2 separate regions of the Homo sapiens genome follow, and region 1 is linked to region 2. Evidence: read pairs that join two places in POLR2A ChIA-PET (ENCODE). Cell type or tissue: A673. All regions are shown on one strand.

Evidence for each region. ChIA-PET counts read pairs that join two places held together with the same protein. Peaks named below come from ENCODE experiments on the same cell type or tissue, not always from the same donor. Only the 100,000 strongest peaks of a DNase experiment are listed, where the experiment ranks them.
Region 1: POLR2A ChIA-PET joins it to region 2 with 5 read pairs; 3 of 35 experiments call an interaction of 5 or more read pairs at or near these places.

What each region holds. Positions count from the first base shown.
Region 1 is chr1:150,963,478-150,965,977 of GRCh38, reverse strand. SETDB1 (SET domain bifurcated histone lysine methyltransferase 1) reads right to left here. Exons shown (of 22, transcript NM_001366418.1): 20 at 2,237-2,448; 21 at 1,895-1,983; 22 at 1,241-1,731. The coding sequence ends at 1,614. CERS2 (ceramide synthase 2) reads left to right here. Exons shown (of 11, transcript NM_022075.5): 11 at 1-792. Among named protein-coding and RNA genes, the nearest start is that of CERS2, 10 kb to the left of the region's middle. RefSeq lists cis regulatory regions at 489, 1,125 and enhancers at 416-560, 1,053-1,197. In A673, no CTCF peak of the experiment used is centred here; no DNase peak of the experiment used is centred here; H3K27ac peaks cover 288 bases.
Region 2 is chr1:150,241,890-150,244,389 of GRCh38, reverse strand. No RefSeq gene overlaps it. Among named protein-coding and RNA genes, the nearest start is that of ANP32E, 7.0 kb to the right of the region's middle. In A673, no CTCF peak of the experiment used is centred here; no DNase peak of the experiment used is centred here.

The sequences.
Region 1 (2,500 bases), 720 kb before region 2:
CAGCCTATCCCCAGGTAGGGGGACGTTGGTTATATTCTGTTAGAGGGGGACGGTCGTATTTTCCTCCCTACCCGCCAAGTCATCCTTTCTACTGCTTTTGAGGCCCTCCCTCAGCTCTCTGTGGGTAGGGGTTACAATTCACATTCCTTATTCTGAGAATTTGGCCCCAGCTGTTTGCCTTTGACTCCCTGACCTCCAGAGCCAGGGTTGTGCCTTATTGTCCCATCTGTGGGCCTCATTCTGCCAAAGCTGGACCAAGGCTAACCTTTCTAAGCTCCCTAACTTGGGCCAGAAACCAAAGCTGAGCTTTTAACTTTCTCCCTCTATGACACAAATGAATTGAGGGTAGGAGGAGGGTGCACATAACCCTTACCCTACCTCTGCCAAAAAGTGGGGGCTGTACTGGGGACTGCTCGGATGATCTTTCTTAGTGCTACTTCTTTCAGCTGTCCCTGTAGCGACAGGTCTAAGATCTGACTGCCTCCTCCTTTCTCTGGCCTCTTCCCCCTTCCCTCTTCTCTTCAGCTAGGCTAGCTGGTTTGGAGTAGAATGGCAACTAATTCTAATTTTTATTTATTAAATATTTGGGGTTTTGGTTTTAAAGCCAGAATTACGGCTAGCACCTAGCATTTCAGCAGAGGGACCATTTTAGACCAAAATGTACTGTTAATGGGTTTTTTTTAAAAATTAAAAGATTAAATAAAAAATATTAAATAAAACATGGCAATAAGTGTCAGACTATTAGGAATTGAGAAGGGGGATCAACTAAATAAACGAAGAGAGTCTTTCTTATGCCTTCCTTGCAGTTATGTAATATTTTCTTTTTTAAATTTCACATGCATGTAATTTGAGCACTTTGAGGGGCCAAGGAGGGTGGATCACTAGAGGTCAGGAGTTTGAGACCAGCCTGGCCAACATGGCGAAACCCCATCTCTACTAAAAATACATCTAGCTGGGTGTGGTGGCGGGCGACTGTAATCTCAGCTACTTAGGAGGCTGAGGCAGGAGAATCACCTGAACCCGGGAGGCGGAGGCTGCAGTGAGTCGAGATTGCACCATTGCACTCCAGCCTGGGTGACAGAGCGAGAACTCCATCTAAAAAAATTCACATGCAAGAAGCAAAGGTAGACAAGGTAGAAGATGAATGACAGCAGCCCACAGGGGAGGATGGGGATAATACCTCACTGAAAGATCCAGAATTGGGAGTATCGGGCTGAGAGAGAGAAACAAAACCACAATCTTAGTTTTATCATATTGTTAAAAGACTTTCAAGAAATAATACAAACTGGAGATAGTAGATACACAGGCTCCATTCTAAGAACAAAGTCTGTTAGAAGCAGGAACACTTGGACAAATATGGGATGGGAGGGATGTCAGGCCGAGGTTAGAGTGGTGATCTCTCCCCACCCTTTAGGGCCTTTGGAGGTGGAGAAGGGATCCTGCCTGCTAGCACCACATTGGAAGGGATCATCTGGTCCAGAACCCCCATTTCTATCAACTAGGAGCTGGGGGGAGTAGCTAGCCCAGAGACTTCGGGTCAGGGTTCAACAATCAGGAAGACCCAGTTCCTGAGGAAACGACAGTTCAAGAAGGGTTGGGAAGAAGGCTGTCCTCTAAAGAAGACGTCCTCTGCATTCAATGGCCCCACAGCAACAGAGTAGCTCCTTGCCTTCCACACTGCCCACCTCGTAGTTGTAGTCCCAAGTAAGTTCTGTCCCAGCCCGGATTCTTCTGAAGAGGAAGAAAAGGATGGTGTGTGGCAAAGACAGCAGATAACCCAGGCACTTGGGGTTACTGAATATGTAGGTGGAGTTGGATCATGAATGGAGGAGGGGCCCTTAGAACTTCAGTGGTCCTTGCCCCTCCCCAGTCATCCCCTTTCCTGACTCCTTACTTGCTGGCAAAGAAGGCCACCCAGGGGAAGCGAAGATCATGGGTATCCACGAAGACATTCTGGACAAACAGGTTGGGGCTGCAACTGTGCTGTAGGTTTAAGGACAGGATCAAATAAGAACCAGGGAAACTGAACCTGGCTTTGCAGGGAGAGTGAGAGTTGGAAGAAAAATGATGCCATCTGACCCTCCCCATTATAATAGATGCTTTGAAAGAAAGCTACCTCTTTAAGATCCTTTGAGATCAAGAGTTTATAACAAGAAAAGGGCTTATAGAGTATGTTAAAAGAAATCTGAGGACCATGGGATAATCCAGCATCTAGAGGTGGGGAGAGGGGTCTCACGTTGAGGTAGCGGCCCAGGTTGCCTTCAAGCTTGGCATCAATGATGTAGCAAGACTCCTCGCCATCATAGAATTGGCGTGTGTTCTTACGAACAGGTGCGCTCTCCCCCTTGTCCACAGAGGCCATGTTGGTTGATTTAATTGCAATCCCATGGGTTGATTTAAGAGCAAAGCCTCGGGTTGATTTTACTGCCACTTGACGCTTCATTGGACCTGGACAGGAGGGAGAATGGGGTCAGGACCCATCCCAACTCATGAACAGACA
Region 2 (2,500 bases):
CTAATCACTACCTCTTGTTTTAGTTATCTTCTAGTTATCTATTATTGCTATTGTTTACTTATTAATAATTAATAAACAACCTTAAAAATGAGTAGTTTAAAACAACAACTATGCTTTATTTATTCAATATTCTTTTGCTGTTGTTGTTGTTTGTTTGAGACAGGGTCTTACTCTGTCACCCAGGCTGGAGTGCAGTGGGATGATCTTGGCTCATTGCAGCCTGGACCTCCATGGCTTAGTTGGTTCTCCTACCTCAGCCTCCCAAGTAACTGAGACTACAGGTATATGCCACGATGCCTGGCTAATTTTTTGTATTTTTTGTAGAGATGGATTTTTGCCATGTTGCCTACAGTGGTCTCAAACGCTTGTGCTCAAACGATCCGCCTGCCTCTGCCTCCCAAAGTGCTAGGATTACAGGTGTGAGCCACCACATCTGGCCTTACTCAAGATTCTTTTTTTTTTCTTTTTGAGATGGAGTTTCACTCGTGTTGCCCATGATGGAGTGCAGTGGTGCAGTCTCGGCTCACTGCAACCTCCGCCTCCCAGGTTCAAGCGATTCTCCTGCCTCAGCCTCCTGAGTAGCTGGGATTACAGGTGTGTGCCACCATGCCCGGCTAATTTTTGTATTTTTAGTAGAGACAGGGTTTCATCATCTTGATCAGGCTGGTCTCAAACTTCTGACCTCGTGATCTGGCCACCTTGGCCTCCCAGAGTGCTAGGATTATAGGTGTGAGCCATCACATCTGGCTGTACTCAAAATTCTTTAGGCCAGGCGTGATGGCTCACGCCTGTAATCCCAGCGCTTTGGGAAGCCGAGGCAGGTGGATCACCTGAGTTTGGGAGTTCGAGACCAGCCTGACCAACATGGAGAAACCCCCATCTCTACTAAAAAAAATACAAAATTAGCCAGGCATGGTTGTGCATGCCTGAAATCCCAGCTACTCAGGAGCCTGAGGCAGGAGAATCGCTTGAACTCAGGAGGCGGAGGTTGCGGTGAGCAAAGATCATGCCGTTGCACTCTAGCCTGGGCAACAAGAGCAAAATTCTGTCTCAAAAAAAAAAAAGAAAAAAAGAGAAAGATTCTTTAATTTGGCCAGAACATAGTGGAATAGCCTGTCTCTACTCCACATGGTGTTGGCTGGGCAGCTTGACAAAAGGCTGGAGGATCCAAGTCAACTTCACTTGCATGGCTGGGGCCTGCACTGGTTGGCTGGGACAGCTGGAGGATGTCTAGGCTCTCTCTCCCTTCATAATCTCTCATTTCCCAGGGCCTCTATCTACAATGAAAGATACATGGCCACTCTCTCCAATAGGGTAGTTAGACTTCTTTATATGAGAAATGGCTTCCCAAAGAGCAAAGCGGAAACTGCCAGGTCTCTTAAGGAATAGGCCCAGAACTGGCACAGTGTTATTTCCACTACATTCTATTGGTGAAAGCAAGTCATAAGACTAGCCCAGATTCAAGGGGAAAAGAAACAGACTCCACCTCCTGATGGGGGGAGTGTGGTGTGTGCACAGGGATGGGAGAAACTGTTGATGACTATTTTTCTACTTTTGCAGACAATTTACCACACCACTTAACCTCATAAAATTCAGTGTTTTTTGTTTTTGTTTTTGTTTTTTTTGTAAAAGTAACTCACTTTAGATCTATAGATAGAATATAAATATATAGACATATATCCCCTAACTCTAAGGTCCTGTACAAATATAAAAACCTACATTGCCTTAAAAGGTGTTGACCTGGAAGGTTCTCAAAACATATTAGCACAGTGGGCATCTAGAATTATTGGTGTTCTCTGGGTATTGATCATCTCTCCTAGTGCTAAGGAGAGCAGTAGTGACCCTGTTGGGTGGTTTTCTGGGACAGGATTTCTTAGTGGTATGAGTGGGAATGATTTCTGGTGGTTCCAAGTGAGTTTAAACTCTGGAGAAAATGCATTAGTTGCACTGGCCTACCTTTATCTTTAAACTGCAAATTAACTAGTTTGGAAAAGGGAAAGTGAAAAGGTTAAGAGAAGAGCAGAACAGCAGTCTGTAGCTATTCTTTTTTTTTTTTTTTTTTTTTTTAGACAGAGGCTTGCTCTGTCACTCAGGCTGAAGTACAATGGTGCAGTCTCAGCTCACTGCAATCTCTGCCTCCCAGGTTCAAGCATTTCTCCTGCCTCAGCCTCCTGAGTAGCTGGGATTACAGGCACGTGCCACCACACCCAGATAATTCCTGTAGTTTTACTAGAGACGGGGTTTCATCATGTTGGCCAGGGTGATCTCGATCTCCTGACCTCGTGATCCGCCCGCCTCGGCCTCCCACAGTGCTAGGATTACAGGCGTGAGCCACTGCACCTGGCTTGTAGTTATTCTTAACTCCTACTCCATCACCTATTCCCCAAGAAAGCATCAACCAAATTATTTCCTAATAGAAGTATGAATTTAAAGGCAGGGCGTGGTGGCTCACGCCTGTAATCCCAGCACTTTGGGAGGCCAAGGTGGGCAAACCACGAGG